Linked DNA regions of Homo sapiens: region 2 is linked to region 1. Evidence: read pairs that join two places in POLR2A ChIA-PET (ENCODE). Cell type or tissue: HepG2. All regions are shown on one strand.

What was found. ChIA-PET counts read pairs that join two places held together with the same protein. Peaks named below come from ENCODE experiments on the same cell type or tissue, not always from the same donor. Only the 100,000 strongest peaks of a DNase experiment are listed, where the experiment ranks them.
Region 2: POLR2A ChIA-PET joins it to region 1 with 5 read pairs; 1 of 35 experiments calls an interaction of 5 or more read pairs at or near these places.

Annotation. Positions count from the first base shown.
Region 1 is chr2:158,187,632-158,192,631 of GRCh38, forward strand. All of the region lies in intron 11 of CCDC148 (coiled-coil domain containing 148), which reads right to left. The region is part of intron 3 of CCDC148-AS1 (CCDC148 antisense RNA 1); the gene reads left to right. Among named protein-coding and RNA genes, the nearest start is that of CCDC148-AS1, 23 kb to the left of the region's middle. RefSeq lists a silencer at 372-572 and an enhancer at 3,745-3,904. In HepG2, no CTCF peak of the experiment used is centred here; DNase peaks (open chromatin) are centred at 2,110, 3,660 and 4,150; H3K4me3 peaks cover 1,415 bases.
Region 2 is chr2:158,249,542-158,254,541 of GRCh38, forward strand. CCDC148 (coiled-coil domain containing 148) reads right to left here. Exons shown (of 14, transcript NM_138803.4): 10 at 1,231-1,371. Among named protein-coding and RNA genes, the nearest start is that of CCDC148-AS1, 85 kb to the left of the region's middle. In HepG2, no CTCF peak of the experiment used is centred here; a DNase peak (open chromatin) is centred at 2,040.

The DNA.
Region 1 (5,000 bases):
AATGCCTGGTACTGATGATACCTTCTTCTTGGAATGTGCTTCCTATCTCTTGCACTGCTTTCTCTTCATTCCTTTTACCAGCTTCTCCTCGTCTGTCTACCCAAAGTTCCAACATGAATCCTCTTCTTTTCTCAATTTAAAAACTACTTCTGAGAAATCTGACTTCAACTACAATCAGTGCACAAATATCTGCAGCCTCCACCTCCCTCAAAGTCCCAGATCCTTTGAGCTTTTATTTGTTCTTTATGTAAGTTCAGGATTACCCTCAAACAAATCTCTCAAGTGTAACTATATTACATTGCTGGTTAAATAAAGAACTGCTGCTTTAAGGGCATCTGAGTTGGGTATAAGTTTGACATCTTCTTGTGCAAAGTTAGGAACCAACCTGATGACATATCTAAATAGAAAGCCAGACGGCCTCCTTACATGCTGTTAGAGATGAGCCACTATGGTACCCTGGGTACCATGGACAGAGCTAAGATCATGTCTGCTCAATTATTTGGGGTCCACTCCAATCCAAAAGCAGACAATCAAGCTCCCAATGTTTAATGTCTTATAAGATGGCTGCAACAATTTTAGCCTGCAATATTTATAGAGGAGTTGGTCATTTCAGCTACTTAAAAACCTAAGGAAAGCACTCATAAAATATGAAACTTTGAGCAATAGAACTTCCTGGGGCCAAGAAAATCATGTATATGCTTAAGTAACTGATTGAGGTGACTTCACATTTGGGATTATTAGCTATAAACCACTTTATATAATCTAAAAATAATGACTTTGATATTAGAATATTTTTTTTAAATATGTGTCTTCTTTCCAGCAGTAATTAGATACCAGAGCCAACTGCCTATTATGGACACACCTAGATTTTAATCATTAAATCAGTACTGGGGAAACTGGCTAACCATATGCAGAAGAACAAAACTGGACCCCTACCTCTCACCATATATAAAAATTAACTCAAGATGGATTAAAAGCTTAAGAATAAGAAATCAAACTATAAAACTCATAGAAGAAAATCTAGGAAATACTTTTCTATACATTGGCCTAGGCAAAGCATTTATGACTAAGTCTTCTAAAAATGCAACAAAAATAAAAATTGACAAGTAGGACCTAATTAAACTAAAGAGCTTCTGTGCAGCAAAAGAAACTCTCAACAGATTGAACAGACAACATACAGAATGGGAGAAAATATTTGCAAACCAAGCATCTGACAAGGGACTAATATCCAGAATCTATAAGGAACTTAAGTCAACAAGAAAAAGAAACAAATAAACCCATTAAGAAGTAGGCAAAGGACATCAACAGACACTTCTCAAAAGAAGACATGTAAGTGGCCAACAATTAATCACCAGAGAGATGCAATCATTAATCACCAGAGAGATGCAAAACAAAACCACAATGAGATACCATCTCACACAGGTCAGAATGGCTATAATTAAAAAGTAAAAAACAAAAATAACAGATGTTGACAAGGTTGAAGAGAAAGGGAACACTTATACATTGTTGGTAGGAATGTGTACTCAGTACACAGGTACTGAGTAAAGAGTCAGAAAGAGAGTGAGAGGAATCTGAAGATACCATTTGAGTCACTGAGGCAAGACTCATGCCCTGGATTCCCATTCTTGTAAATCAATTCATTCCCTTTTCTGCCTAAGCTAGTTTGAGTTAGGTTTTGTCAGTTGCTTCTGAAGATTCCTGACTAGCAGACACATCTTCTATGTGTAAGGAAATCTGTGTCTTTTTGTCCTCTATAACAAGAGGACATGTATCTAGCTGTTCCAAAGGGTAATCAGTTCTTTTCCCAAACTGATGGTCCATGGAATGTTAATTTCCCACAGGAAGTTAACACGTATACTATAAAAATGTGTTCAAGTAAGTTTGGGAAATACTAAGATAAACAAAGTAAAATAAATTTATTTATGGCAGGAGCTTTCAGAATATTTATGATAATATGGTGGAGTGCATTATGAATCTCTAAAAGGAGGACTTAGTGTGCTTATTGCTCAGTTATCTGATAACAGAAACCTTTCTCAATAGACCCAGTTTGGGAAATAATATTTACCTTTCCATAAGCAAGCAAGAATGGTCAAGTAAACAAACTGAATGGCATAGACACATAGACACTTCCTGCTTTGTATTATAGTTTCTGTTTTCATGTCTTGTCTACTAGACTGTATACTTCCTGAGTCTAGTGGCTATGACTTAATCTCCTGTGTATCCCCAAGAACTAGCAGAGTGCCTAAAACACAGAAGATATGCACCAATAAATGAAAGAAACATAGAATAAATGATGAGTGAAATTAAAAAGTGATGGAAAGCATTCTATTGAATATCCTAAGCTGTAGGTAAATAACAGGACACAGGAGTTGGCAAAATAAAAATGTAAGAATAAATTAAATATACATTATTCCTTTAAGCCTGTCTAATTAGTCAGTGAGTATGTCTTTGTAAGATATTTAATCATTTGAGAAGCTGGAAGAGAAATTGAATTACTGGAGAACAAATCTAGTGTCAGTTCCTTTTGAGAATAAGGAGCCATGAATGCTAAAAGCCAAACTGAGGCATGACATCCACGACCATGATACAGACTTGCTAGGATCATGATTTTGGAGGGACAGCACAGGCAGAAATAATGTTGGCTTTCAGAAATTATTTATCATGAACTGAAATTTAAAAGGCCACCCAGGCAGATCAGCATTTATTTGCCCAATTGCCTCTAATACATTCATTTATTCAGCACATTTATACAAAGTGCCATATATGTAAATGTATAACAATCATATTTCTGCAAAACAAACCAAAAACCCAGAGCAATTAGAAACACCTATCAAGTAGACAAAGGCAGAGCTTACATCTGGATTTTGAATACTTAGAGGCACCTGTCACTTGCCATCATATGAACTCACTAACAAAAGACATCTGCCATTTGATACTAATTGGGTAATTTGCACAGTGACTCTTGAACTCACAAATGGTTTATGGTAGATATAGTTTAACTCCACAATTAATATGTATTGCATTTAAAAAATCTTCATGAGGCCATATAATCATTTTAACAGTTGTGTAAGAAGGGAACTTTTGTTGAGGGTTTACCTCATAACATTGGAACCTTTCTTTAAATTCTTATGCTAATTTTGTTTGTAAAGCAAAATAATGCTTTTAAAAGTAAGAAAATGATAAGCATGGGTGATTAGTTTTATTGGAGAGGTTTTTTTCAGCTGAAAAATTCTCATAAGACACATAATTCCTGATGCCCAAGGTTTTCATAAATGTGTTTTCAGAATCACAAATACTAAAAGAGGCATTGCTTTAGTATTGAGCTTTAAAAAGACATGCTAATAAAATATACCACCGTGTTATCAAGTCATAATATTTCGGTCTAGTTCTATCTATTTTTAACTTCGGCTACTTATTGTGAGAACTGATTTTAATTGGTCCTCGTTTTTCTGGAGATAGACATCTGTATGATTATGATGATGGAACTGGGTTCCCTTCTTTAGCAGCACTGCTGAACCGAGAGGGCACTGAGACCACAAAAGAAACCACAGTCTTCTCCCTCAAACAAATGATTTAAGTAAATAAGATTAATAAAACATGGCTTCTCTAATGCTGTTTGAAAAATCCCCATTACATTCTCTTTCTTCCTTCCCAGATCTCTCAGAACTTCTGTAGAAAGCAAACATCAAAAGGACCAAAGGTTTTTGTAGTGATTCAGCCGCCCACAGCAAAGAAGTAAACCTTGATTTTCTTTCAGCCTAGGAAATGATCAGCGAAGAGGCTTCACAAACAGCCTCTTTAACATTTGAGGTTAAAAAAGAAAGTCAGTGGAGCAGAACAGTTATTTTCACAAACGCCTTCGGGGTTTTTTCTTCTACTTTTTAAGTAACCCTTCTAATCCCCCCAAGTAAAATATTTTCATTAGCTAAAGTTTTGGCTAGGCATTTTAAACATGCTTTAAAAAAACAAATGATAAAATATATTTATGTATTGGGTGTGACTTTTTCTAGTGCTTTTTTCCTTTGGCTTTCTCAAATGCTGATTTCCTCTGGCTATAGAGTTTCAACTAGCTTCTTTGGTGACTCTGCCAAGTCACACCTACCTTAGCAGTTTCCGTTTTGTCTCAGAATTCAGCTTTTGGAATTGAGCTCCGGAATCACTGTTCCTTTTTTTTCTTTGGAGACAGACAACTCTACAAAGCAGTTCACCCTAGAGTTCTGCCAAGTGAACCCTGGTGTTTGGATTTCAGGAGGAGAGCCCATCTCCAGTGCCTACTTGGGGAACTCTGTTACCTACCCTGTAGTTTTTTCAGGTGAGATGCCAAAGGTTATGTTCAAGAAAGGCAAAGAGAGAGAGATGTGTTGCTTTCATCAACACTCAGACAATAAAGTCAAAGATAGTAAAATTAATTAAATTAACAGGGAACCAACTTTACTGGAAAAGATAAAGCAATAAACTGGACAGAGATTCAGATGAACTTACAAATAATATGTAGATCACTGATAGCCCCCTCTTTTAAAGGAAACATGTATATATCTTCTCGCCAGCTTTATTCAAGTATGGACAGAAATAAACCTCAAGAAACCCTGTCTTTTCCCTTCCTACATTAAGCTAGAGATGTCCATATGGGTCTCTCTTTGGATATCTCTCTCAAAGGAAACAGAGAAATTGCTAGAGGAGGGTCGTGGGCCAGAGAATAAAACAGGCTTCCAACAACTCACGATTTGTAAACTTTAGTCGGATGTCTGGATTATAATTAAATCTAAAACTTGGAAAGCAGCTGGGGAAGGGTAGACAGGCTGAATGAGAAGTAGGGCAGGGTTTACTAAGCAAATCATGGTGTAGGAAAAACAGATAGCTAACTTTTATGAAATTTTATTTTAATAAAGTTTACAATGGCCAAGCGTTGGCCATCTAGACACAGCTAACAAAGGACACCAAGAGGTGGTTGTGTCTCTTTGTTCACATTCTACACAGAAAGAAAAGCAGCAGCAGGAGAG
Region 2 (5,000 bases), 62 kb after region 1:
AGCACTGTGAAGTATATCTTCTTAGCAGCTGACTTTGTCAAATGATCATATAACTTCTATGTATGTTGTTTTCCACAATGCTGCCTCTACACCAATTTGCTGATTTAAAGTCACAAAACAAATCAATAACAATGACAACTGAAGTACAATAAAATGTGGAAAAACTGGCTTATAGCTTTAAAATACATAGTTCCTTTACCTCTACATATTCAACTTGGAACAACCTCTAGGCATGAGCTTCTTTGACTTAGTTGGTCACATAGTGCAAAACGTCAACCATGTTCACAAAAATGAAAAGTTTGTCCACCAATGACCATGAATTAATTAATCATTCTTGGCACTGCAAGCAGCTTTTCCAAAGAAAAGATTTTTTTTACACCATATAGATCAAGTCAAAACAGGTGTATAGGTTAAAGACATTTCCTTTTACTCTGCTGATCACAAATTAATTGACTTTTTGTGAATTATTTCTACAGAGCTTAGCCACTCCATTTAAAAAATGGTTCATATATCTGATTAAATGTCTAACAAAAATATTTTTATGGCAAATTTCATAATTTTTGTGGTGGGAAAAAACATAAATGCCTAAATAAGTATCTCACATATATATTTAAAACAAAACAACCCTTAAGTGTATTCTATCTTCCATGGATTATCAACAATCACTTCTTTTGGTGTATAGTTTTAAGATTGTGCAACAAATGTTTACTCAAAAGAGGAATGATGAATTTGTGTTAGTAAATGAAAAACAAAACCATCTAATAAACAGCCAAGAAGTAAACTCTAAAGGGCATTTTGACTTTCCATGAATTGCACTGTCTCTAGTATAATATATTCTACCAACAAGGATGTTTTTGGCAATTATTTACCACATTGCCATCAACCAAGACACTATCCCAGCACAGTACCCTCTCATTTTTTGCCACGTCCCTATTTATTACAAGATTTAACAACTGTCACAACCTTGTCTTTTTTTTTTTTTTTAACCTACAGCACCTCTTCTAATCACAGGTACCTGTGCTCACACAAATCAACAAAGTGGGTTCTCCTCCATGTCAACAAATCTTTGAAGCTCAAATAAACTTTTCATTAGATAAAACATTCCACTAGATCTTTATGAATGTTCTCAGAACTGCTTATGAGAATTTCATGCCAAACACCAAGACCAAAAAGCTCAATCAGGCCATTAAGCATTCATTCACACATTCGTATTGACAATAGATTTTTTACTTTTTTTTTCTTCTCTGCTCTTTGCAACAATTCCTTCTTCTTCCACAGTTTCTCTTTCTCCTCTTCCTTTTCTCTTCTTCTGGCAGAAATTTCCATTTCCAGTCTTGCTACCTCTTCTTGGTGGGCTCGCCATTGACGAACCTGAAATAAAGAGAAAAACTTCATTCCAGTAACTATGCACACTGAAGTTATTTCATAGGTCATAATAAGACTAGGCTCTATATCAAGCAGATGTCACTTTTTTTCCAAATAAATGTTTAAATTCTATGTGCACATGACTGTGTGATGTATCTGTGAAACGTGTGTGTTAGGGTTAAAAGGAAAAAGCAACTTTAAAATCATGTAATTAAGGAATTCTTCACCTGGATTCATGGAATAGGGTTCCTAAAGAGTCTATGATTTAACTCCAAAGAATCTGTGTATTCTCATAAATAGTAAGTAAAAATTTCTGGTTTTGCCTATGTTTTTTTTCCCGGAGGTTAAACAACTTTCAAAAATTCTCAAATAATCCTAAAATGCTTAAAAGTTTAAGAATCTCTGCAATATTTCAGCCTTCTTATTTTATAAGAATGGAAAACAGGCCTGAATTAAGATGAAAAATAATTGTAAGACACTTAAAACAACTTTCTGGGTACTGGTATGTGTTATTGGCAGAAGTATACTTGCTACAGCCTTTCTATTGGGTATTAGGTAATATGTAAATATGCGTCACAATATAAAAAATGCATAGCCTTGATCCACAACCCTATTTCCAGAATATTATTTAAAGAGAAGACAATTAACTGGACAAGTGCACAAAAATGTACCCACAGGAATGTGCACTACAGTGCTGTTTAAAACAGAAAAATCGAAAAAGTCTAAAGTCTGGCAGTAAGAGATGGCTTAAATCAATTATGGTTCTTTTATACAATGACTGCCATTGAAAGAGGATGCCATAACTCCATATTCATGGAAATAGAAAATATCCACGACATATTGTTAGATGCAGAAAAGCAGATACAAAGCCACATTTGCAGTATGATCTCATTAATGTAAAATATCAACTATGTATCTATGCATAGAAAGAGATTTGGAAGGGGACTTACCAAATAATGATATTGGTTATCTCTGAATAGAATCACTTCCTGGGATTTAAAAAAATTATTCTTTAAACCTTTCTGTGCTGGGTGACATTTTTTCAATAAGTATTTATTATCCTTGTAAGCAGGAAACCAATGAAACTAATAAAATAAAAACAAATACTTATCTGATCCATGTATACATCTGGCTAAGGAAGCAGACAGCAGGGAAATGTAGAGGTATGCAAAATTCTTTTTATATTAGCATTCCCAGTTAAATACTTCATTTCTTACACATTTCATATAAGCATCATTTATTAATGGTAATATATATGATGAAAATTAAATAAATAAAATGTCAAACAAATACAATTAATTAAAGTGACTCTAAAGTTCATTTTTGCAAAAATTTCATTTTCTAAAGTAATATTTGCCTTGTTTATCAAAATAACCCAGGAAATTTCTACTCCCGTTTTTTAAATACAGTTCAGTTTAGCCCACCTACTGCTTATCCTGTCCATCATATTGACCTTTTTCTTGGGAACCCCATTCCTAGAATAGATCATCCCTGCCTTCTGTCCTGACCTGCTTTCAAACCTTTCCTTTCTGTAATTTATCTTCCATCTTTCACTTGCTACAATTAAAATCAGTGTCCTGTCATCCCATCACGTATTACCAGTGATCTACCCCTAAATACCCAAAAGATAGTTTTCTGTTCTCCATTCCTTGACCTCATGGTGATAGTTGACACTGTTGACCATTGCTTTATGCTTAAAACTTTCCTGCCCAGGTCATGACATTTCTCTCCCCTGTTTCTCTACCAACAGATACTGCTCTCTTCTTCCTGTTTCCTGTGTCTACCCTATAATCCAAACCCTACATTATCCTCTCATTAACCTCCAACCTCTCTATCTATGTTCATTATTTGATGTGCTTATCCCCTTCTAGGAGTTCATTCTATGTTTCTGACCACAAAATTTATACCATCCGCTCTATCTTTTTGTCTGCAATTCAATCCTATGTTAAACTCTTTAAGACTTAGCTTTTTGTATGTACACTTAAAATCCAACATTTCCAAAATTAAATTCAACATCTTTAACTTTGCCATAGCTTCACATCAAACCCTGTGCACCTGCTTCTCCTTTCCAAATATCCTGGTTTGGTCTGTGGAACCACAAGTCACCAGGTAGTTTGGATTTTTTTTATTACTATGTATACACATCAACATGACTGTCTCTTTACATTTTACATCTGACTTGGAAGCTCATACATTTCTTAAGCGCGGATGAATTTTTATTTATGACAAACTAATTTCCAAACCATTGAGCTTGGTCGTAGTTCCCTAGTCCATCCAAAGTCTTTCTGCCAGAAGTATTTAGAACAAGATCAGAAAGTTCAAAAGGATGATGTCAACTGATCAATATAGAATCTAAATAATTTAGTTTTCTCACTACCAACAAATGCCCCCCTTTGATGTAGCTAACACATAATCTCTAAGTAGCGTTCCTCCTCTGCCTTCCCTTATATGGCCATTCCTATTCTTAGCTCATGGAGTGACTCAAAGTACCCCCTGCTTGAAATGCTCTCAGATTTCCCCTTCTTCATAAAATATTCATGGCCTACATCTTCCTTGAAACATTCTACTGCCCATTTTTATCTCTCTTGTCTTATTTCACTGACCATACCATAACTGCTCTCTGAGTATGTTGAATAAAATGTTGGTTTCCACTTAGAGCACAGTCCATGCATTTGCCTTCCCCTTATACTGCCTAGCAGAGTACTGGTACATCACAGGTGCTCAACAAGTAACTTTTATTTAATCCTTCAAAATGAATATTTTAAATGAAGCCTGATAAATAAGAAAAAATGATAGTATTAGAATACACCACTTTGCAACAATTGCTGAAATAATGGATCCTAGTTAATGATCATCAATGACCACTAAAAATTTCATATTAACAATTAATGGGAAACTTTATAATGAATGGATCAAGCTGGAAACAAACATATGGAATAATCTTAACATCACAGAGGAACAAGCAGACATTGCTCCTTCTGATGGAAGCATACAGCATTCCCATGAATTATTCTTGCCAAAAAATAAAATTGAATCTGATCAAAGCTCTAGACCTACCTATCAGGTTACAGGAAATTCAGCCAACAGAGAAACACATTATGCAACAGTATATGGGAACACAATCCACAAAACTAAAATTTGTGAACACTCAAAGAACTTTAACAAATTACAAGAATAAAAATGAGGGATAAATTGATAGACATTTATGGAACATATTAACCAAATGCAATATGTGGTTTATATTTGGATTCTGATGTAAATAAACCAATGTGAAAAGAAATTATGAGATAATTAGAGCTATTTCAATACTGATTAGTTAGTTGATGCTATTAAGTTGATGCTATTGGTTAGTTGATGCTATTAAGGAAATATTGTTAAAGTTTTTAGGTATGATAATAGTATGGTTATGTTCTATAACGTTAGAGATATACACTTTAATTTTAAAGCTAGATACTTAATACTAACAGATTATATGGTGCTTGTGATTCTTACTATTATTTCAAGGGGCAGGAGGGAGTAAGTAAGAATACAGATAAAACAAATTTGACTAACGAATGGATAACTGTTGAAGTTAGGTGATGATAGACTTTCATAGGTTTTAAAATTTTTCCATACTAAAAAATGTATTGAAAAAC